Linked DNA regions of Mus musculus: all the other regions are linked to region 2. The links are chromatin contacts, found by Hi-C in ENCODE. All regions are on one chromosome and are shown on one strand. The core of a region is the stretch at or near the end of the contact, and the rest is flanking DNA. Distances in the headings are between cores, read along the strand shown.

Region 1 (3,583 bases), core at 80-2,579, about 85 Mb after region 2:
CGAGCAGGGGGTCTGGGTCGGGGTAAACCTTCCCTAGCACTGAGAGACCCCAGTTGTCTGATCAGGTTTTCTTGCTCATGTGTAGAGGCCATGACCTATTTCCTTCTGTGACAAGAGTATATATGATGAACACAAACCCTAAGGCATCATGGGAGATGTATGTGGACTGTGCCAGGCTCCTGTGGGAGCCCAGTGAGGCATGCTGGGAGCTGTCACCACTCCGTCCTAAAGAGAATCAAAGCCAAACAAAGCTAGCCACATTTTAGACTTGACCTCCAATGAGGTCACCAGGCAAACTGCTGGAATTGTCCAGACAATGGGAAATTCCAAAAAGTATAAGTACCCAAGAAAAGACCCAAGAGTGAACGGAAGCCTAGCACTAGGCAGGCAAACCTGAGCTGTGACCGTCAAGACCAGCAGGTCACTTCGGGCTCAGGTGGGTTAAGCTTGGGAATATAACAAGCTCAGGAGGACTGGCCCCTCACAGCCATTGCAGACATTGTTCTTTCAGTGTCCAGCAGCAGACATGGGCTGGGGCTCTGCTGCTCACGCTGGGAGAAGAAAAGGAAGCATTTGAAATGCCCAGAACTTTCTGTCTGCATCGAGGCTCACCTTTGGGGAAAGCTAGATGACCACAGCTGAGCCTGCTGGGATTCATCAGAATCTAATCTATCCAGAGGGGTGGAAATAGCCAGCGCCAGTCGCTTCTGGCCTGAAGCACCAATGACCTGAAGCACTGAGGGCCATTGTGCAGTTTACAGCTTGGGCCCAGGGGTAAAGGGGCTGAGACCCAGTCCTGGGGCTTTGGGATTCTTCTCTCCCCACTTCTCCAGCTGGGCCACTGAAGGTGCACAGGGACAAGTGTCTGTACACCACACTCTGAATCTCCCCAGGACCGGGACAGAGCATGTCACCTGAATTGTATAGATAAAGAAAGTGGGACTCAGAGGGACGGAAGAGGGACCCTGTAAATAGCAAACCAGGATCGAGGACCCAGGCTGGGTTTCCTTGCCCATCCAGCAAGCAGCAGCAGGGGTCTTCCAACCTCCTCCACCAGCACCAAGTCTCTATCCCTAGAGAGTCCTCAGTCTCTAATCAGGAGTAACCCTGAGCTATGCAGGTGACCTCAAATAGCTTCTTCCAGCTTGGCTCACAGAGGCCTCCAGGGGTGACAGGGGTGACTCTGGCAGCTTTGGGTCCTGCTGAGCTTCTTTCTCTGTGTCACACCTGTCCCTGTCCCCTTCCAAGGAGCTGGGGAAGGCTGCTCTCATGTGCTGAGCCCCTCCTGAGAGTGAAGATGCCCGGTGAGGACTCCAGGCTCCTGGCAGAGCTCAGGGCCAACCTGTCTCCACGATGAGAGCCTGTGCCCTTTGCTGACTGCTTCAAGAGCAATCTGTGCTGCTTGGCAGAGGCAGACAGACGAATCTTTACATCCTCTACCGTAACTAGGGCAAGTGTAAGGAGAGAGCAAAGAGATTCAGTGATCAGGCTCTGATGTCGGGCCGCCTGGGTTCCGGTCTCGCTTGTGCCTGGGTGACCTTAAAGCTCCCTAGCCTTGGATTTTCCTTATTAAAAGCATATGATAATTAAAGCCAGTTTAGGGCTACTTCAGGGGATGAAGAGGATACAACAGTACACTAGGTCTCAGCTCCCGGTAGAAGGAAATGATAAACTGCTCTTAGTATTAGGATATTCCCCTCTCAGGCATCTTTAAGGGGACAGAAGAGTCCACCGTAAAGCAAGCTCCGGTGACTCCAGTCAGTTGTTATCTGCATGGGAAAAGGAAGAGGCTACCCAAGCCCATATTGGGTGGAAGGTTAACAACAAAGCTTCCAGAGAGCCAGGGAGGGCCTAGCCCTGTTACATCAGAATATTAGTGTTGTAAGTTAGAAATGTCCTGACCATATCAGGGTGAGCCATCTGAATTGAGAGCCTTATTCCTCTCACTGTCCAGCGTGGCCACCTCTCGGGGGGAAGGGCACATGAGTGACAAGCTATAATTAAAGCCTCAGTGTTGATCTCGTTGGAGAGGAACAATTCTGTCCACACAGATGAGGACCGTCCGCAGGGCCACCTTCTCCTTGTTGCTCTGTCTGCTAGAATGGGTGACCCCTCTTCTCAGGACCTTTACTGGCCCATCTCCAGCCCATCTGGCAGGTTTTGAGCTCTGGGACTCCTTTGCACGGAGGGTCCATGAGTATGACTGTCTGGAGACAATGGACCCAGGAAGCTCTGCAGTCTGTTGTAGGGATAGGACTGCCCTCCCAGGTGGCATCTCCCTGGTCCCATCTGTACTAGGTTCCTGCTACACTAGGGCAAGCCTGGGTGTGCGTGATGGAGCTGCTACTTGGTGTGGGAGAGAAGTTTCTCTCTACTAGAAGCTGCTGTCAGTTCATGCTACCCCACTGGCCAGGCTTTTCTGGCCCATGTACCCAGTCTGTGGTTGTTTTTCTAAGCTGAGAGGGTGTTTCCCCCTCTCTGGGGTCTTATTCTTTCATTTGATTGGCAATATTTACTGAGGACTTGTATTATGCCTTAAAAACAGAGAAAAGCAGGCAGACTTGCCCCCAGCACAGAGAGGAGAGCCAGGCACCAACAGACTGAGAGGACAGCTCCAAGCCACACGGAAGTCCCAGGCAGTGCAGACCCCTCCCGAGCATGTTGGATGGAGGGAGCAAAGCAGGACCCACTTCCAGGCCAAGGATCCAAATTTCCTTCTCCCAGCCTCTAGCCTATATCATTGTCCTAGGCCAGTGAGCCACAATCTCATCATGTATGTGATCTTTTCCAGGCCATCTGGGTGGCCTTGATCCCTCTAGCCATTCCTTGGCAAGGAAGCAGTATTTCTATTTTACACTTGGGACAGAGAGGTCTCAGGAGGAGAGAGGTGGGAAGGGACATCATATCCTAACTGCTTCCTACATACCTGTTTCTTTGTTGTATAAGAGGAGCCTCGCATGCTCCTTTGCCATCTCCAGCATCCTCAGGAAGCCAGGGTTCTCCATGTGTGGAAACAGTCGTTTCATCTCTTATGTTTTTTCTAAACCAGCTTTCCGATGGGATTCTTGGGCCTGTCAGGTTGGCCCCCAGTTACTCTCTAGAGAGTAGCCTCTGAGGTGGATGTAGGAGCACATGCCTACAAACCTCCCCCTACTCCACCCCAGAAGGCTCAGGCAGGAAGCTTGTCCTAAGTTTGAGGCCAACCTGGGTTATAGAGGAAGACTCTGCCTCAAAACACCAAACAAAAGCCATGAAAAGAGGAGTGTCTTCAAACAGTAGCCCTCACTTGTCTGTGAGCACTTGTGGGGTGGGGGAGAGTAACTCCCAGGGTTCACTCACCATCATTATTGCATTGTGGGCTGTGAGGAGAACTCTCTCTCATGTCTGCCAGTATCTGGGGGCTTACTGGCCACCCATAGCATGGAGTGGTACTCCTCCGTGTTCCTCACTTGCAGAAATGGCATTTCAGACTGCTGTCATTGTCACGCACCATTCTGCCCTCCTATGTCCATCTCAATGTCTATCCTAAGGACACTAGTCACATGGATACAGATCCACCCCTGCAGGATGACCTCATCAGAAA
Region 2 (3,353 bases), core at 462-2,961:
CAACAGTACATGATATTCTAGCAGAGAAATGAAGTTTGGTTCCTACCACCCACAACCTGTGGTTTCCAACCTCCTTTAACTACAGTTCCAAGGAATCCATTAAGAGATCGACCCAACACTCGTGGCTCCAAGAGAGCCTGTACAAATACACATGTACCCCCACAAACACATAACTAAAAACAATAAAAGTAAATCTGTGTTGGGGGGGAGAGGGGCTGAAGTGATGGCTCAGCTGTGTTGGGGGGGAGAGGGGCTGAAGTGATGGCTCAGCTGTTGAGGACGAATCAGATTCAGCTGACCGCTTTTCCAAAGTACCCAGATTAAGTTCCCAGGACCCAGGGGTGGCTCACAATCACCTGGAACTCCAGTTCTGGGGTTCCAATGCCCTCGTCTGACCTCTCCATTTGGGCTTCTGAGGGCAACAGGCAAGCACAAGGTACCCAGACACCCATGCACGCAAAACAGCCACACACATAAATCTTTTTTTTTTTAATGTTTTTAAATAATCATGAATTGGAGGTTAGCCTGGGTTCTGAGGCCAGTGTGAGCTAGCTTGTGTTATAGAGACGCCAGAAATGGAGCCCAAAGCCTTCAGGACACCAGACAATCAGTCTACCTATGAGCTGGCATTTCAGGTGTGTTGTGAGCCACCAGTGGTGAACGCTGGGATTCCAACTGGTATTGTCTCAAAAAGGAGTAAGGGTTTCTTAAGCGCTGAGCCATCTCTCTGGCTCCTTTAATAAATCATCTTTCTTTTTAAAAATATTTAATATTAAATTTTAAACCATGATAACTTCAAATTACTTGATAATTACCAGGCAATCTAAAGCTCAGGGACTACAATTAAGACAGCATTTACAGCACGGGTTGCACATGTTTTTCCGAAGCACTTTTCATGAACGACCCACTCTAAGAACAGGCACCTCAGCTGGTGCTTATTGTCATTTTCCAGGCTGATGCTCAAGACCATCAGCTAACAGGTGGCAAAGGTGCCACTCTCATTCAAACCTCGATACACCTTCAGGAACTAAACCAGAAGAGGTTCCATGGTACAAACGCAACGTGAGCTCAGCTCCTTGCTTGGTCACTTGAGCTCAGTGTACCAACGAGCCCTACGCCCCGCCACACCCCTGAATCGAACGTGGATCTGCGCAGACTAGTAAGCGAAGCACGAGCTGGAGAATCACTCAGCGGAGCTCTCCACCAGGGGGAGAAGGATGCATAGACCCTGCAGAAACAGCGCGAGTGCAGCCGTGACTGCGAGCGACCTTACGCACGCCCTGCTCGCACTTCCACGCATGGACCAGAGCCTTGTGGGTAGGCAGCATCTCCTGCACTTCTACAGAAGAAAGCAGAAGCCCCGACCAAGCCGTTCCAGGACAAAGTTCCTAGGAACGCGCGCTCCGCCAACTTCAAAACGCAAGGGCGAGCCAGTCAAAAGCTGGAGGCGCTAGGCCGGGCCTCGTACCTGAGGGAGGTGACTCCTCAGCAGACGCTAGACAGAGGTGGTAGCAAAGGGCCCCAGCCCAGAGTTTCCGGCCCTGCGCCGACGGCGGCTCCTCCCCCGTCTCCACGGCAACGCGACCCGCGCCGGAAGCTGCTCTGTCCAGCTTAGTGCGCTCTGTCTTCCAGGAAACAGAGACTTCTCTCTAAGCTCGGCTTCCTACGGTTTTCTTGCCCTGAAGTTTCTGCGCTTCTGAGAAGCGGGTCACTAGTTACAACTCCTGCATGGGACCGGTGTGAGACGGAAAAGTGTCTCTTTTCATTGCGTGGTGGCTCACGTCGGTAATCTCCGCATCAAACAGCCGAATCTTTAAAGAGAACTTTCAGAACAAAGTATGAAGTTTCATACTAAGAACAGTGAAAACTAGTGGGTGGGTGTCTGAAGACGAAAACCAAGGGGCAGGAGATATGACTCACCAGTTAAATGCACTTTTCATTCATCCAGACTCCCAATACCCACACGGTGGCTCTTAAAACAGCCGTGACTCCCAAGTCGCGCTCCCGTTTGACCTATATGCAAGCAAAACATTCATACTCAAAATTTTTAAAAAGATTAAACCCAAGAAATATGGGTTTTGCCCTTTTACAAATGGTAATTTTGTAATCCAAAGATTTAAAAGCAATTATTGGTAACAGTCATTTGTGGGAGGCTGAGGCAGGGGGATCCCTGCAGTTAAAGAAAACCTGGCCTAATGAGTGAATTCCAGTACCGCCTGAGCTAGAATGAGACTCAGAATGGACAAGAAAAGTGTTTAAATCCAGTCTGCTGAAATGACAAGATGGCTCCTGAGTCCTAGGACCTGAGCTCAATCTCCAGTATTCCTATGGCAAAAGAGAACTCGCTCTTAGAAGCCATCCTTTGACCTCTAGCCACAAGCCATGACCATCCATGCACACAAAAAATAAAGATAATGGGAAAATAAATCTGGCCCGACAGTGGTGACTCACGCCTATAATCCCAGCACTTGGGAGGCAGAGGAAGGTGGATTTCTGAGTTCGAGGCCAGCCTGGTCTACAGAGTGAGTTCCAGGACAACCAGGGCTATACAGAGAACCCTAAAAAAAAGGAAAGAAAGAAAGAAAGAAAGAAAGAAAGAAAGAAAGAAAGAAAGAAAGAAAAAGAAACCTGGCTTAATGGTTCGTGCCTGCACTCCCTAGCTACTTAGGAGGTTGAGGCAGGGAATCACTAATTTTAAGATCACTGTCAGAAATTTGGAAAGACTGTCTCAAAAAAGAAAGGTGTGGGGGCCAGGCGAGGGGGGAAGGAATGGTTGCAGAGGCATATGAATCTCTGTTGAATTTAAAGCCAGCCTGCTCCTCAGAGTGAGTTCCAAGATAGCCAGGGCTAGGCAGAGAAACCCTGTCTCCAAAGGCAAAACAAACAAGCAAACAAAAAAAACCACAAAGATCATTGGACTCAGGTATGGAGTCACATACCTTTAATACCAATTCTAGAGAGACAGAAACAGGTGAATATGAGTTTCAGGCTAACCTCCTCTACAAAGAGAATCCCAGGCTAGCCAATGCTATAAAACAAGATTTTATCTCAAAAGAGCCAACAAGGTCCTGAGTTCAAATCCCAGAAACCACCTGGTGGCTCACAACCACCATAATGGGATCTGACGCTCTCCTCTGGCACATCTGAAGACAGCTACAGTGTACTTATGTATAAAATAAATAAATCTTTGGGCCGGAGCAAGCGTGGCTGACCAGAACAAGCAGAGGTCCTAAAAATTCAATTCCCAACAACCAAATGAAGGCTCACAACCATCTGTACAGCTACAATGTACTAATATACATAAAATAAATAAATAACCTTTTGTGTGTGTGTGGTTTTTCGAGACAGGGTTT
Region 3 (3,243 bases), core at 518-3,017, about 120 Mb after region 2:
CACTACACGGTAGAAAGAACGTCTCCCTCCAGGACCCACAGGAGACAGGGAGCGGCTGGCTCCCTTTCATGTGCTGGTTCCCATTTACCACAGATTGGAACCATAGTCCACTCTCAGCAGGACAACCAGGTACACTGAGGTTTGGGGGCGCTCCTGTCACAGGGCGTTCACGGACATGGGTTCAGTTCAGCTTCACCCGTAGGGAAAGCTGTAGCTGTTGAGCAGGGACACACAGCCAGCCTAGGCATGCTTTCTTTGACAAGATAACGCAGGCAGAGGGACAACACAAAAGCCCCTGCATGGTTATCATAGAGGATTCATTTATTCTGAGGTGAAGTTGTTACACAAGAATTCCTAATCCTTGCAGACTTGTGGAGTCTTCCAGACTCAGGGATAAAAGTGACCCTCTGGTTCCTTAAGGGTAGTGTCTGTCCATGATAAGGAGTCCCGGGTAAAATGGCTCAGGCTCCACTCTGCATGCGGAGCCGGATCTCCATCCTGAGGAAGGCCTTGAGGTTCTCATCTGTCACGTGCTCCTCTAGAATGGCCAGGGCCTTCTCCCCGCCATCCTGGTAGAGCCTCAGCAGAGCTTCGGCATAATCTACCCATACACAGTTAGGGCAGCCACTCATGCAGCAGTTGGTGGGAGGCTCAAGCTCAGGTGGCAGCGAGCATGGGGGCCCTGTGGGGTTCCCCCTGGGCAGGGAAGCCTTTGGCTCCCTGTCATCCTCTGTACCTACTTGGAAACCTTCTTCCCTGTGGTCCATCCCCAAGTTTCTGCGGCTATCAGTGACTTGCACTGGAGCACGGTGTCTGTGAAGACTCTGGCAGCAGTCCCAGCTGGAGAAATGTTGCGTTCCCTGCGAACATGGGATAGTCTGCATGACTCTTCTGACTTCTGTATACTGTTTCCCTATCTGGGAAGTGGACATACTGGTTGGTATGAAAAGGAACTTGGTTTTTTTGTGGATGTTGTTTTTTTTTTTGTTTGTTTTTGTTTTGTTTTTCGAGACAGGGTTTCTCTGTGTAGCCCTGGCTGTCCTAGAACTCACTCTGTAGATCAGGCTGGCCTCGAACTCAGAAATCTGCCTGCCTCTGCCTCCCGAGTGCTGGGGTTAAAGGCGTGTGCCACCACTGCCCGGCTGAAAAGGAACTTGTTAAGGGCTTGCTCGGCTCAATGCCTAACACTGGGCATTCACTCTCAAAGTTCGCAGGAGGAACAAGTCCAGATCGGATAGCCAGACTGACTACACATCCTGGACAGGATAAGGGGAAGGCCCTTATCAGCCAGTTGTAGCTAAGCTCTTCTCTGACCATGTTGACTACATCCTCGGCTCGGTGTCGTCCTTCTATCACTTCACAAGAGACGCTTAAGGACACTGGGTCACACCATTTTCCGTCTCTCACGTCTCAAAGGCCCTCGGGTTCCCTTCCCTGCTATTCACCCATGACCCATGGTCACTGTTACTCTTGCAATTTACTTGCCCACTAACTCGTCTGGGGCCCAGACCTGAAGAAAGCTCTCAGTGAGCACGCTGACCATGGTTCCTCCAAGCGCTGGCCTGCCTCCCCGAACGGGGAAACCCCGGCTGCACGAAAGGCTTCGCGCAACCCGGTTGGGGCACTGGCGGCCGCTCAGGCCGCGGGCTTGTGTCCAGCACCAGAGCGCAGCTCGCACCCGGCCTCCCCGGGACAGGGTCTGCAGCGGCGACCCCATAGCTGGTGCGGCTGCCGGAGCCAAGGAGCTTGGGGACGCAGCGCAGGAAGCGGAAGTGATGCTCGCAGGCCTGGAGCTTGTAAGTGGGCGGAAATAGCTTCGTGCAGGACGCGCCTGGGGTAGTCATGGCGAGGCCTGGGAACATAGCACTGGTTACTGCGCGGTCGGCCGGTCTTAGAGGCTCGGGACAGCCGCAGGGGCGGCGGCAGCAGCAGGCTCAAGGACAGCAGCGCTCGGCCTCACTGCCCGGACAGCGCAGGTAGGTGCCAACCCCGGGAGAGGACCCATTTGGGAACTTTCCTGCGTCCCTCAGCCCAGGCCATGTGTTGAATGAACGGAGGTGAGTGTCTCCAGTTTCTCGTGAGCCACGTTCGGGGGATGAGGTCAGAGCTGCCAGCCTCCCTGGGCTCTAGAGCGCCTTTTGCCTCAGCGTGCAGAGAAAAATGCACTTGAAGGCAGCCTGGGTCGAGGGTGAGGGGAGGACCGTGTGTTCTTGGCCCCGGAACCGTTTCTTTACGGGGTTAATTCCTACTATGTGTCCGGCTGTGTTGTACATGGGAAGGGTCACACTCCGCCTGGGTTTCCTTTCCAGCAAAGAAAAGAAGAAAGTGAATTGCAAGCCTAAGAACCAGGATGAGCAAGAAATCCCTTTTCGGCTCCGAGAAATTATGAGGAGCCGACAGGAGATGAAAAAGACGCTAAGTAACAAGAAGAGAAAAAAGGAGGGTATGTACAGCCATTGCTGTGTGCCACCATATCTGCACCCATCCAGTCGCCCAAATTCTGAAAGGCGTTTGAGGCACAGGGACTACACCAAGACCCGGTACTGGGAGTGCAGGGTATGGGAAAGACAGCACAGGGCTGATTTTACAGCAGTGCTTTTATAATTTATATAAAAGTACTTGGACTTTTGAAGTTCTCTCTCTTTTTTTTAAGGTTTATTTTATGCATATGAATACACCATTGCTCTCTCCAGACATATCAGAAGAGACCATCAACTCCCATTACAGATGCTTGTGAGCCCATGTGGTTCCCATGTGGTTGCTGGGAATTGAACTTAGGACCTCTGGAAGAGCAGTCGGTGCTCTTAACCTCTGAGTCATCTCTCCAGCCCCCTTTTTTGGTTTTTCGAGACAGGGTTTGTTTTGCTTTTTTCAAGACAGGGTTTCTCTGTATAGCCCTGGCTATCCTGGAACTCACTCTGTAGACCAGGCTGGCCTTGAACTCAGAAATCCGCCTGCCTCTGCCTCCCGAGTGCTGGGATTAAAGGCATGGGCCACCTCTGCCCAGCTGAGGTTTTATTTTCATTTATGTATATGCAAGTGTGACTGGTGTAGAGGGGTGCATGTGCAATTGCTATTGGAGGCCATGAGGGGGCGTTGGATCCCATGGAATTATCCTAAACGTGGAGTTAAAGGCCTTCCTGCCCAGTGTGGTTGCTGGGGAGCCAAACTCAGGTCCTTAAGGAATACATTTTTTAAAGTTTATTTCCATTTTTTACATGCCTTGTGGTTTGCCTGCATGCA
Region 4 (3,061 bases), core at 278-2,777, about 85 Mb after region 2:
ACCTCTCCAGTCTCCTCCTTTCTGCATTTTTTAAATCTTAAATGTAATTAGGTTCTTTCTCCCTCCATTCTTCTCCCTCCTACCCTTCCACATCTGACCAATCTCGGCAAATCCACGGCCTCCTCTTCTTTAGCTAATGATGTTAAATATAAATGAGTAAACGCATAGCTATAATCCACTGGATCTATACAGTGTTGTCTGCATGTATATGTTCCTAGAGCTGATCGCTGGGTATTAGATAATTGATCCCAGGGTTCATTCCTGGGGAAAACTAATTCTCCCTCTCTCAAAGTTGTTAATTGCTTGTAGCATCTAGGGGTATGGCCCCGTGAGAGTTCCCCCATCTACCCATGGGCTGTCAACTGTTGGAATCCTTTAGACCATCTTTAGGCAGCCATGTTGCTGAGATCTCAGGGGCATAGCTTTTCTGACATAGCTAGAAGGCACAGTCTCACAGCAGACGTCCTGAGTCTACAGCTCTTACATCCTTTTCAACTCCTCTTCTGCGATATCCCCTGAGCCTTGGATGCAGAATCTGTGCTGGTGTAAATGTCAGTCATGCTGGCCATGTTTGCATAGGTCTGGGGCATTCTCAAAGAAAAATGACTCTCCCTTGCCCAACAGCAGTTAGCAATCAATAAATAGGTCCTCTGTGCCCAGTGCAGCCCCTTCTAGATCCAGGCTGGAATGTAACTGGTTTGACCTTGTGCTGCTGTGAGTTCACGTGAACAACAACCAGGCTTCTCAGCACCTCTCCCTCCCTCCAGGTCTTACATTCTTCCCACCCCTTCTTCCTTGCTTCCCAAGCTTGGTGGAGGTAGAGTGACTTTTTTTTTTTTTTTTAAAACAGGGTGTGAGAACAAACACCCATAGAACATTCTAGATGGAGGGCTTTGGGACTCTACAGTGTAGGCCCAGTTACTTCAGAGGCTGTTGGCAACAGCTTTCTCCCGTGCCTCCCAAGCTCTGTAGGCAAGACCAGACACATCCAAGAAACACTGTTTTCGCCCAAAGACTCCCCACACTTCCTCACTACCTTGCAGATCAGCCCCCCAGGGCGTTCCCCTGGGCCAGCCTTCACTCGGGCCCATCTCCTCTCACCACAGGCCTCTCCACAAACCCACTCAGATATGCACTAATGCCATTATCTTCCCGAAATTAAAATCAAGCCTCAACCTATAATGTTTCACGGAGAGGGAATTGGGGTTATATATTCCTGCGTTGAGCCGTATTCTATTTCAGTCATAGCATTTAATTATGATTGGTATGTTAGTGCCCACCGGAGCATAACAAATTGTCATTATGTTATTCTGCTGAGTCTAATTTAATTGGCAAGTTGTCACAAAAGCAATTATCCATCATTTATTTTGTTGCCACAACCACATCTCGAAGAGCACCTGCTGTCTGCAAGGAGAGATGTGCCACAGTCTCTCAGCCCTGGATCCAGGCCACTTATCTGACACAAAGACATCGCTTCCCCTCTGATTTAAAAATATGTTCTTCATTTCCTGCTGCGGTCTCATGCATCCTCTGGGGTGGGGGTGGGAGGAAGCCTCAAAGTGCCAAAGGAAATTCACGGGCTGTGAAGTCGCCTGAGGCCTCACAGGGAGGCAGGAGGCCTGTGGGATGCTGTCAGGGTGTGTGTGGAGGGCAGGGAAAGGGAGCTGTCCGGGGTCTGACTGGCTCTGTTTAGGCAGCCACTTGAGGGGTGATTTATAATATTGGCTCTTCTGTCTTCCTTTGACATACCCCGTACTCACTCCCTAGGGAACGGGGACTGTTTTGGGCATTTCCCAGAGGGAAAACTTGAACCCCTAGAACCAAAGGCCCCAAGTCACAAGGGACGTTTGAGGTTAGTACCAAGAACTGGTAAAGATTTCTGAATTCCAGAATTCTCCTGATCGGATGCTCACTAGCAGAGCCTGGTGGTTAACAGACATGCCCGAGTCCCAGACTGTTCAGGGACGGTCTTCTGTCCACAGAGCTCAGTTTCATACGCCCTATTTTATCATGTCAAGCTGAGGCAGAGTAGAAACCAAAGGAAGGAAGGGAGGAAAGGAGGAAGGGAGGGAGGGAGGGAGGGAGGGAGGAAAGAAGGAAGGAAGGAAGGAAGTAAGGAAGGAAGGAAGGAAGGAAGAAAAAAGGCCAAGGGCAGGTCATTAGATGTCATTCATGATAGAGCCTGGCACAGTGATGCCCAGTCTCCCCGAAGCCTTTGCTTGCAGACCTTTTAAGAGCCTGTTACCCCCACTCCCACAGACCCACCTGTCCACTGTTTTGAGCAGTGTCTCCCAACATCTGCACTGCGAGGCTCCTGAGAGACAGACAGGGGAGCCAAGTTGTCACGGGGATGTTTCGTTTTCCCTGAAACTGAGAAGCCCTCAGGGAGGGTAAAGCCTTGGGTTGGTTTGTTCTCTATAGATTAGAAGCAGGTGGAAAGAAATTAGCCATCTTATCCTCACTTCTGGAATGTTCTTATTAGCCCAGTCAACAAGGGACTCATTAAAAACAAAAGCCCCAAACAAACAAGAAACCCAAACTCCAACTAAAACAGAGAGAAACAAAAAAGAAAGCTAAAACTGCTAAGGAAAGGAAGGAAAAAAAATAAAGTCAGGTCTTTAAATAAACCAGCTCCTCCCCCTGGGTCAGACCAGCTCCTCCCCCTGGGTCAGACCAGCTCCTCCCTCTGGGTCAGACCAGCTCCTCCCCCTGGGTCAGACCAGCTCCTCCCCCTGGGTCAGACCAGCTCCTCCCCCTGGGTCAGACCAGCTCCTCCCCCTGGGTCAGACCAGCTCCTCCCCCTGGGTCAGACCAGCTCCTCCCCCTGGGTCAGTCACAGCAATTCCCAGGCTCACTATTTAGGAGCACTGGAAAGTTACAGCTTCCTCAACACAGGCAGACTGGACCGTCTCTTGCGATTCTTAAAAAAAAAAAAAAAAAAAAAAGCTCTCGATGCAGTCCCTGATAAAATTAACTAGGGGTGTGTCAGGTTGCTCCCTCTTGCATCAGTATTGTCCCTAAGGAACCTTCCTTGTGACCACGAAGTCCGTCCTGCCCCACC
Region 5 (3,058 bases), core at 493-2,992, about 96 Mb after region 2:
AAACAAACAAACAAACAAACAACAGAACCAAAAGACAGCCAACACCCCTATACACGAAAAACGGACAAGGTTACCTATGTTTTCCTCTTTGTATCTTGCCCTGCTCCGCCACAATAAATCATACGTTGAAGTACCAGTCCCTGGTGTGGATGAATGTGATCTTATTTGAAGTAGGGTTTTAACAGCTGTGATCAAAGTCGGAGGAAGACTGGCTTGCCAGCACACCTTGAATTCTGAACATGTCATTGTCAGAATGGCAACACAATGGTTTTCTGTTGTTTTCAGTCATTTGGTCCTGGCCCTTTGCCCTGGGTAAAGAATCCACTCTTTATGTCATCTTTGGCTGTTTCCGGTTGTCTTTGGTTACTTCTGGTTGTTGAGCCTGCTACGGGGTATTTTCTGGGCTGCATGGACTGTCTGGAGCAGCAACCCTAGAAATTTGTTCTCTCCAGGAAGCCTTTGGAACAATCATGGACCACAGCCTGGGGGCTTTAGCCTCCACATAACCCTGGCTATGTTGCCAACTAACACCAGGGACACCTGTATCCTATTTGGGATGAGCCCTCGACTAAAAAAACCTTTGTTGCTCATTTGAAATGCAAATTTCATGGGGCTTCTGGATTTTTATTTGCTAAATCTGGCACCTCTAATCCTTTGGCTGTGGGGCAACTCAGACTGTACCAAGAAGGAGCCCTGGGAACCTTCTTTGTTTTGTGCTCTTTATTTCCTGACTTGCAGAGACTTGGGGAAGAGTCCTGGCTCCTGCAGTCTCCTCTCTCACCCTGTCTGTGCTGGCAACTGCCTCCCCAGGATCCTATTTATCCACCCCCCCCCACACATATACACATACACACACACACACACTCCTCACCTCTGCACAGCACTTTGTTTTGGTTTGTTTTTATTTTTTTAAAGACAGTTTCTCTGCCTCCCAAGTGCTGGGATTAAAGGCGTCTACCACCACCACCACCACCACCACCACCACCACCACCACCACCACCACCGCCCGCCACCCGCCAGCGCGCTTGGCTCTGCATGAACAGTTCTAGTCTGACTACCCCTAGCTTGCCCTTTCTGCCTCTCTCCCCTCCACTGGCCTTGCAAAGGTGCCCTTGCAAAGGCGGGCAAGGACAGAACTAGCTCATGGTGTTCAGGTGTGTGGCAAGAGCCAGTGAGAGGAGTGGACTCTCAGTCTTGCCTGCCTTTAAGAATTGTCTGATGTCTAGTTAAAGATGCTACTCCCCAGGGCTGGAGAGTTAACTCAGTGGTTAAGAACACTTGCTGTTGCAAAGGACCTGGATTCCCTCCTCGGACAGTAGATGTGCATGTGATATATACCGATGTACATGTCGGCAAAGTATACATAAAATAAAAATAATCAATCAATAAATGTTACTACCACTCTCCCTGTGGGGTAGTGGCTCACACTTGTAATCCCTGCACTTGAACACTTGGGATGCTGAGGGGTAGGTGGATGATAGTGGATTTAAGTCTAGCTTGGGTTAAAACCTGCCCTGGAACTACAAAGCAAGACGCTGTCTTAAAACAAACAAACAAACAAACAAATAAATAAAAGGTTTTAAAAAAAGAAAAAGAGTACAGAAAAAAAAATCGTTTCTTGATTGGCATCAGGCATCCCCAAGGGTCGTTGTCCGGTAAGGCCCTGGCCTTGTCTGCAAGGAAGTGCGCTCTGAGTTCTGCAGTCTCCGTGGGAACCTGGCAGGAGAGGTTTGGAAGCGAGGAGAGGGGAGAGGACAAGGGACTGTGAGCCAGAGAGGAAGGGAGAGCCTGCTGTAGCCAAGCAGGAATGCAGGAAGCTAAGGGAAAAAAGGCCCGAACTGAGGCCGGAGAAAGGAGCCAACAGCCGCCACATCTGCTTGGGCCTTCCTTGCTGGCTGATTAAGGATTCAGCCTTGTTTAAAAAGCAACAAGGAAAGTCTTGCTTGGAGCAAGGTAGCAACTAAGCCCATTTCAGAGGTGAGCCTGGGGCTGCCTCCTCTCTGGGACACTTGGCTTCTAGAATGTCACAGGGCTCCTCCTTCAATCCCCCAACCCCTCATCCGGAAAAAGAGCCCCTAGATCGCGCAGGCTCGGCAGGGGCTTTGTGTGCGTGAAGAGAGCTGCGGGCATATCATGCTCTCTGTGGCGCAGGCGGGGGCCCGCGCTTGTGAGAAGTTGGTACAGGCCTACAGGACAGAGCTAGAACATTTCCATATTAGACAAGCAACTTCAGCAAATATTGTTTTTGTTATTGAGACGATGCTATAAATGTTCGAGTATGTGGTAGGCATACCACACATCCTCCTGCGAGCTCCCTTGAGTGTGGGCTGGACCTAGTGACTTGCTTTCTAATGAATAAAACATGGCAGGAACGAGAGACGTCCTTTATGAGATTAGACCCTGGATAATCGGGGCTCTCAGCTTTCTTCTTACTCATTCCCTACAGCCTTCGCCTTTATTTGCTGTGGGCCTGCCATGTGAGGGGCCGTCCCACGTAGAGACTGGCGTGCCAAAGACCTGAGGTGCTGAGAAGACAGAGGCCTTCAATCCAACATCCCACGAGGAGCTGGATCGTGCCAACAGCCATGTGTGAGATCTTGGAGGTGGATCGTTCCCTGGCAGAGCCCCGGGGACACCGTGACTGCAGCTTGCAGATACCACACCTGTTTCCATCCCTGCAGGAGCTGAGATCATTGAAGTTCTTCTTTAGGACATTAACCTTTGGGGTGCTCAGTTACCCAGCAGCAGGCAACTAAGATTGGGAAAGGCCTGCCATACCCGCTCCACTCTCCCTTATACCTTTTCTTCTCTCTCTCTCTCTCTCTCCCTCTCTCTCTCTCTCTCTCTCTCTCTCTCTCTCTCTCTCTAATACATATTGTCCATGTCGTGGAGGACAAGATCAGGCATGGTTCAGGAGCACTGCCTTGTCCCATGGAAAGTAAGCGCTTCTTGGCCGGATAACGTTTCATGAGTTGAAGCCTTTTATTATTTTTTTCCTTACCACTTTTCAGTAAGGAGGTGGAGTAATAACTGAATATCTAAGTTCATGATCTGTTTC
Region 6 (3,068 bases), core at 386-2,885, about 100 Mb after region 2:
CCAGGATTCATGGTACAGACAGAGAGTGTGTAATGACCTGGGTTTGGGTCATACAGGACGCCCATTTCTGAGCTGAAGGAGCCTGAGAGCCTAGGTCTACAGAGGCAATGGCCAGACTGTATGTGAAAAATCAAACCCTGATACTACCTGAAAGCTAAGCACAGTCCCTGTAGCAAGCAGGCTTGAACTTGGCAGGCAGCTGACAGCATCCCTAAGTTTGTCCCTAAATCCCAAAGGACACGGTAGGAAAAGCAATACGTCCCCACAAACTAAGACTACTCTATGCCTCCCTTCTGCTGAGCCCAAGGAATACTTTTCTGTACCCCACCCCCAGGCCTGCCTGCCTCTACGCAAAGCTTCCTGCCCCGCCCCTCTTCAGGCAGCTGGACATAGGCAATTGGCTGACTCTTGTCCCAGCAAGAGCGGGGAGGGGGGAGCCGGGTAAGAGCCCAGGCTTGTGTTTAGTTTGGTGATCTTCGCTAGCTTCCAGGGGTCCTAGCTCGCTCTCTCTACCTTCACACTACAGGTCAAAGGCAAACATCTCTCAACCTTCCTTTCACACCAAGTTACCCAGCAGGATCTACCCAGAGTGATGGAAGGGTAAGGGGGGCAGGAAGGAAAGATTGAGAGCTTATGGAGCAGGGCATTTGCCCCCACGTGTACTGAGTATGCTCACTGGAGCCGGGTTTCCCTGAAGTCCCCATACTCACTCTCTACTTCTACCTTTTGCAGCAGACAGCTGGACTACAGCTGGACAGAGTCAAGGACATGGGCTGCGAGTGCAGATTAAACCTCTCCGCCCCACCCCCACCCCCGCCCTGCCTTAAGCTGAGCAGAATAATGAGCAAAGGAATATAGGAGCATTTCTCTAAAGAAATTCTGGTGCCAAAAGCAAAGCACAGACTGTCTGAGCCAGATCCTTGCAGTACAAAACAGCATGTACGCTACAGTAGGCAAGACGCTGCATTCCCGGACACAAATAGAGACAACCAGGAGGAGGTTGTACCTAGGTAAGGACACTGGCCCACCCCAGACAGCAGGATTTTGCAGTTTTAGAGGGTTTTTCCCAACTTTTGCTGATCCGTGCTAAGTGATCTACAATGATTATTTCTATAAAATAAATAAAATAGAAACTCCGCCAAATGACTTAATTTTAATAAATATGTTAAAAAGAGGTGGCATATGGGGCCATGGTAAGAGGCAAAGAGCTCTTAGCTGTGACAGCCTTCAGCCAGGGAAAAGCTGAGAGGGGCCAGCAGAGACAATGTGGCACAGTCAGGCCACCCAGAGCCACACCCGTTGGAGTGGGCAATGCCGTGGGCCAAAGCTACCCCCCACACACACACACACAGAATGTAACAGAATGAAAAAGGCTCCAGACCGCCCCCATCCACAGTTCTGGGAACCCGCACCTTTGGGGCAGCTTTCGGCCCAAAACAGACAGCCTAGAGTGAGTCAAAGATTACTTGGCCCGAGGGCAGGAGCTGCCTGAACACTCTGACCCTGTCCAGCGGGCTTTGCGCAGACAGCACGCTGGGAGGGGTTCGTGTCCCCGCAGCTTGGGCGACGCGAGTGGGTTGGGGAAGGGCGGGGCGGGGCGGAGCTCGGCGGTTGCCAGGGGCGGGGCAGCACGGCAGTCTCGGAGCTCCGTGGGCGACTGCCACGCACTGTTGGCTCTCTCAAGCTCGCGCGCCGCCTGTTGCTCTCTGCTCCTGGCCGCCGGTTTCCCGCTGGGGAGGTAGGCGGACCAAGAACCGCAGCGCGCGTGGGCGACTTCCCGCCTTCCTCTCCTCCTGGCGCAAGGGTAATCCAGGGACCCCCCGGGCGTCCCCGACAGAGCGGACGCCGCCAGCTCCCGGGCGCGTCCTAGCCTGCGTTCTCAGACCCCCCCCAGGCACCACGCCGGCATGAACGTGAGCTTCCTGAACCACAGCGGCCTGGAAGAGGTGGGTGGTGACGCCCGAGCCACCCTGGGAAACCGCAGCCACGGGCTGGGCACGTGGCTAGACTGCTGCCCCGGCGGCGCACCACTGACCGCCAGCGACGGGGTCCCCGCAGGACTGGCGCCGGACGAACGCAGCCTGTGGGTGTCGCGCGTGGCGCAGATCGCCGTGCTTTGCGTGCTGTCGCTCACCGTGGTCTTCGGCGTTTTCTTCCTGGGCTGTAACCTGCTCATCAAGTCCGAGAGCATGATCAACTTTCTGATGCAGGAGCGCAGGCCCTCCAAGGACGTGGGCGCCGCCATCCTGGGACTATACTGAGCGCCGGCCGCCCTTGCCAGAGTTGAAGCACCGCGAGGAAGAGACTACGGAGCCTCTTTCTCAAGGCTTTGGCCGCTGCCTGCGATCAACGAAGTACCTCGCACCACCCGGGTCTGGACACCATAGGACTCAGCGGCGGCGGTGCGCGAAGGGACTGTCATGCCAGACTCCGTCCTGTGTGCGCTCCAGCAGGGGCCGGGGACGCAGGGTTCTTCACAGGTTTTTTACAAAGAGAAGTTCGGGGCAGAGTGGGAGACAGGGATGGGGAGACGCAATGCGGGGCTGAGGTTAACTATGGCGGGGATGTCGGCCGTGTTGGTGGGGGCCAGCTCCAAGGAGGGCTCAGGGAAGAGGTGCATCGCTGAGATTTTGCATCTGATCTCGCATTGCGTCTGAGAAGAAATTTTGTAATAAAACCATAGCCGTCGGGCTTCCTTATACATTCTAACTGTGCCGTGTGTGTGTGTGTGTGTGTGTGTGTGTGTGTGTGTGTGTCTGTGTGTGTGTCTGTGTGTGTGTGTGTGTATAGGGAGGAGACCGTGACCTACTTCTTGCCCAGTTTGGTCCATTAAAGGAGCTATGGGGCAGATAGCTCTGAAGCTCCCTGGTTCTCAGACCAAGAGGAGAAAGAAAGGAACTGTTTTATCTTTTTGGGTTTTTTTTTTAAACGTTGTTTTTGTTGTCTTTTTTTGTGTTTTTGTTTCCTTTTTCCTACAAAGAACTGTTTTCTTCTACACTACTACTGTAGAGGAGGCAGGTCCTTTGGGGCAGCCAGACACTTAATGAGATTAATTGCTGGAAATTTTA
Region 7 (3,384 bases), core at 193-2,692, about 120 Mb after region 2:
GTGGATTTGTGCTTTGGTTTATCACCTGTGCCCTATAAGGAGGAGGTAGACCTTTGATTAAGTCACCTCAGGGAAAGGGTTCCAGTAACAAGGTGTCTAAGAGATATGTTTGGCGAGTGAACTGAAAAATGACCTGGTACGGCTAGGGAAATGGCTCAGTCAGCAACATGCTTGCCGCTCAAGTACGAGGACCTGGGTTAGGATGTAAAAGCCAGCACAGCAGTATGGAGCGCTGGGAGGGGACAGCTGACTCCTGGAGTTCACTGTTTGGGTTAGACTGGCTGGCCAGGTTCAGTGAAAGACCCTGTCTCGAAAGATGAGGTGAAACTGGGAATGGTGGCTGATAATGTCAAGCCCAGCACTTGGAAGCCTGAGGCAGATGGAACTCTTTGATGCCATTCTCATATCTCATTTAAATAACAAGTTCCAAAGCCAGCTAGGGCCACAGAGTGAGAGACCCTGTCTCATAACAACAACAACAACAGAGGTAGAGAAAAAAGAAGGAAAGACATCAAACATCAACCTCTGACCTCCACACACACACACACACACACACATACACACACACACACACACAAACACTTGCATTCACATACATATCACATACACACACTCTTGCATTCACACACCCATCACACACACACACTCTTTCATTTACACACATCACACATACTTTTGCATTCACACATACACATCACATACACACGCACACTCTTGCACTCACACATACACATCACACACACACACATGTTCTTGCATTCACACAGACACATCACACAGACACATACAACTTGGGAAAGAAAAGCTATAATTTTGACTGATACAGACACAATGCGAGATTTATAGAACAAAGTTAATCCCCACCAACACTGAGATTTAAAAAAAATATTTTTAAGAGCTACATCAAGGTAATTCTTATAACAAATAAATATTATATTTAAAAAGGGGTGCTGGGGCATAGACTCAGGTTAAGAGCACTGTTCTTCCAAAGAACACAAGTTTATTACACAATACATATAAACAATATGTATTTATTTAAAGAGCAAGTCACAAAAAAGTCCATATTTTCTAGAAAAGAAGCGAGTGAACAGGTAGGAATGTGCACAAGAGAAAACCTAAAAGGTGACATACACAATGCAAACTGAGACAGCTGCAGAGGTCACACACTTCTATTTTTGCTTATGTTTGGCTATTTCTATAATAACTTTTCAAAACTTCCCCAAGTGTTACAGAAAAGAAAGTAAAAGGGCACAACTGTTGCCGAGTAAGGCCTACCATGTGACTAACCCCACAGAAAGACAAAGGGCCCCCAGAAGACCCCCGGGGCCAACTACCTGGCCTCAATCTTCTGAGGGTCTCCTGGGTCTGGCACCAGTATTAAGTCCTTCCCTTACCCGGTAGGACAAGTAGAGAGGTACTGGGGGCACGTGCCCTCTGCTGGACAGACAAGGTCCTTGCCTAGCATAGCTGGCACTGATGCAGGGGCTGCCCAGAAACGGCAGTCACATATGGGGAGGCTATCTCTTCAAAGAGACCAAACAGAAAACCACACAGAGCCACTCAGGAAGCTAAAGGAGGTAGGCAGTTAAACTTGGTAATTGTAATAATGGAGTAAAGGCAGCCAGGCTTGGGTATTTTTTTACTTCTTTGATCTGCTGAATCTCTTCTTAAGAACCTCTGAAAACTTAAAGCTCTCTACGGGGAATTTTGAATGGCCCAGAGCAAAACCACAGAAATCAGACTGGAGAGTTTACAGCTGGAGAAGAGCAGCCAGCATCGTGCAACATCCGCCCTGTGCAACCTCGATGGGTACAAAAGCCCTCCTGCCTTCATTCAATGCATTATGTGAGCAGTGAAGGCAACTACCCTGCTGGCCAGCCCACACCATCACCAGCCCGTGCAGCTTGCCACAGGACCTTGCAGAGAATACTCTGAGGGCTGGGTGGTCTACCTTCAGAGTCCCCAAAATTTCAAGTCTTAAAAATAAGTAACTATACACATGTATTTATATCCATGTGTATTTGTGTGTTCAGTCATTCCTAGGTCTCAGCCTGTGGTAACTTGGTTCATTAGATATGAGTAGATTGGAAAGCCAGGATGAATTGGTTTTTAAAAAAATATATATTTATTTTATTTTTAATTATGTGTATGAGTATACTTGTGTATGGCTATGTATACATGAGCATAGGTGCCCAAGGAGGCCAGAAGAAGCTATGGTGCCCACTAGAGCTGGAGTTACAGGGAGTTGTGACCTGCCAGATGTAGGTACTGGGCACCAAACTTGGGTCCTCTGCAAAAGCAGTATGTGCTTTTGATCATTGAGCTGACTCTGCAGCACCTACACGGCTCCCCTCCCCTGATTTTGTTTTTCGAGGCAGGTTCTCTCTATGCAGCCATGATTGTCCTGCAACTTGCCATATATACTAGACTGTTCTGGAACTCAGGGACATCCACAATCCTGTTTCCCACATGCTGGGATTAAAAGCATGTGCCGCCACACCTGGCTAATTTTTGTTTTTATGAGTGATATACTCTGATTGACATGTATGTGTGTGTGTGTGTGGTGTTTTGTTTGTTTTTCAAGACAGAGAAACTCTGTGATATAGCCCTTGGCTGTCCCAGAATTCACATTATAGATTAAAGAACAAGCTGGCCTTGAACTCACAGAGATGCACCTGCTTCTGCTTCCCACGTGCTGGGAGTAAAGTGTGCAATGCCACACCCTAGTATATTTTAAAGAAGAGGAACGTTGGAACGCATGACATGAGTATGAGTGGATATGGTCATTTCCACAATGGATTGCTTTCCACGAAGCAACACATGCTGCAGAATGCAGGGCAGGCAGGCCTAACACTTTCCAGCGTTACCTGAGCTAACCTTGGATGGCCATTCCAGGTATAGATCTCAGAATGTCTGAGCACCTCCTACTTTTGAATCCAAACTACTGAGATCACTGTTTTCTTCGAGGGAGACAAGTTCTCCTGGGATCTGCTCCTTTTCCTTCTGCCCTTCCTGACCTGTTTTAGTGTGGAAATCAGCTAACCTAGAAATATGATAACACAAGAAACTAAAATCACTGTGACTCACTCAAACCGACTAATGCCCTTTCAGAACCACACTGCTGTAAACCACATTTTTCTCTGTTGACTTCTGAAGGTTTGTTACAAACCTTTCAAAGGCACATGTTTAAACTCCCCTTAGTACAATGCTATGCACATAAGTTTGTATACTTAAGAAAATGGAAGGCTAACACGTGGCCAGAAAAGGAAGGACAATAGTATCTAGCCAGAAACTTGGCCTTAAATCTATTCAGAGTGGGGCTGGAGAGATGGCTCCAGTGGTTAAGAGCACTGACTGCTCTTCCAGAGGTCCTGAGTTCAATTC

Evidence for each region. A loop is a pair of places that touch in the nucleus more often than their neighbours do.
Region 1: a loop to region 2 is called in a map of regulatory T cell, with 7 times the contacts of the local background. The contact joins the enhancer-like site here to the promoter of Sfi1 in region 2. A Hi-C loop is called at or near these places in 2 of 37 maps with a recorded cell type or tissue (T-helper 17 cell and regulatory T cell).
Region 3: a map of T-helper 17 cell shows a loop between it and region 2 (41-fold over the local background). The contact joins the promoter of Oxld1 here to the promoter of Sfi1 in region 2. A Hi-C loop is called at or near these places in 3 of 37 maps with a recorded cell type or tissue (T-helper 1 cell, T-helper 17 cell and regulatory T cell).
Region 4: a loop to region 2 is called in a map of regulatory T cell, with 8 times the contacts of the local background. The contact joins the enhancer-like site here to the promoter of Sfi1 in region 2. A Hi-C loop is called at or near these places in 4 of 37 maps with a recorded cell type or tissue (T-helper 17 cell, T-helper 2 cell and regulatory T cell).
Region 5: a map of T-helper 2 cell shows a loop between it and region 2 (138-fold over the local background). The contact joins the enhancer-like site here to the promoter of Sfi1 in region 2. A Hi-C loop is called at or near these places in 5 of 37 maps with a recorded cell type or tissue (T-helper 1 cell, T-helper 17 cell, T-helper 2 cell and 1 more).
Region 6: a loop to region 2 is called in a map of T-helper 17 cell, with 460 times the contacts of the local background. The contact joins the promoter of Rprml here to the promoter of Sfi1 in region 2. A Hi-C loop is called at or near these places in 5 of 37 maps with a recorded cell type or tissue (T-helper 1 cell, T-helper 17 cell, T-helper 2 cell and 1 more).
Region 7: a loop to region 2 is called in a map of T-helper 17 cell, with 30 times the contacts of the local background. The contact joins the enhancer-like site here to the promoter of Sfi1 in region 2. A Hi-C loop is called at or near these places in 4 of 37 maps with a recorded cell type or tissue (T-helper 1 cell, T-helper 17 cell and T-helper 2 cell).

What each region holds. Positions count from the first base shown.
Region 1 is chr11:88,309,659-88,313,241 of GRCm38, forward strand. No RefSeq gene overlaps it. Among named protein-coding and RNA genes, the nearest start is that of Ccdc182, 17 kb to the left of the region's middle. Within about 2 kb of position 1,330, at least 1 of the 3 ENCODE cell types and tissues checked has a DNase peak (open chromatin) inside an H3K27ac peak, as active enhancers do.
Region 2 is chr11:3,191,892-3,195,244 of GRCm38, forward strand. Sfi1 (Sfi1 homolog, spindle assembly associated (yeast)) reads right to left here and starts at 1,712. Exons shown (of 33, transcript NM_030207.3): 1 at 1,469-1,712.
Region 3 is chr11:120,456,303-120,459,545 of GRCm38, forward strand. Oxld1 (oxidoreductase like domain containing 1) reads right to left here and starts at 1,768. Exons shown (of 2, transcript NM_025560.3): 1 at 1,511-1,768; 2 at 299-860. The coding sequence starts at 1,717. The coding sequence ends at 462. Ccdc137 (coiled-coil domain containing 137) reads left to right here and starts at 1,827. Exons shown (of 6, transcript NM_152807.3): 1 at 1,827-1,976; 2 at 2,310-2,443. The coding sequence starts at 1,843.
Region 4 is chr11:88,232,654-88,235,714 of GRCm38, forward strand. All of the region lies in intron 1 of Gm38534 (a long non-coding RNA gene), which reads left to right. Among named protein-coding and RNA genes, the nearest start is that of Gm38534, 3.2 kb to the left of the region's middle. Within about 2 kb of position 1,528, at least 3 of the 3 ENCODE cell types and tissues checked have a DNase peak (open chromatin) inside an H3K27ac peak, as active enhancers do.
Region 5 is chr11:99,118,952-99,122,009 of GRCm38, forward strand. No RefSeq gene overlaps it. Among named protein-coding and RNA genes, the nearest start is that of Tns4, 31 kb to the left of the region's middle. Within about 2 kb of position 1,743, at least 3 of the 3 ENCODE cell types and tissues checked have a DNase peak (open chromatin) inside an H3K27ac peak, as active enhancers do.
Region 6 is chr11:103,647,874-103,650,941 of GRCm38, forward strand. Rprml (reprimo-like) reads left to right here and starts at 1,636. Exons shown (of 1, transcript NM_001033212.2): 1 at 1,636-2,707. The coding sequence starts at 1,908. The coding sequence ends at 2,261. 1700072I22Rik (RIKEN cDNA 1700072I22 gene) reads left to right here. Exons shown (of 2, transcript NR_131143.1): 2 at 733-1,140.
Region 7 is chr11:118,230,970-118,234,353 of GRCm38, forward strand. The region is part of intron 1 of Cyth1 (cytohesin 1); the gene reads right to left. Among named protein-coding and RNA genes, the nearest start is that of Cyth1, 16 kb to the right of the region's middle. Within about 2 kb of position 1,443, at least 1 of the 3 ENCODE cell types and tissues checked has a DNase peak (open chromatin) inside an H3K27ac peak, as active enhancers do.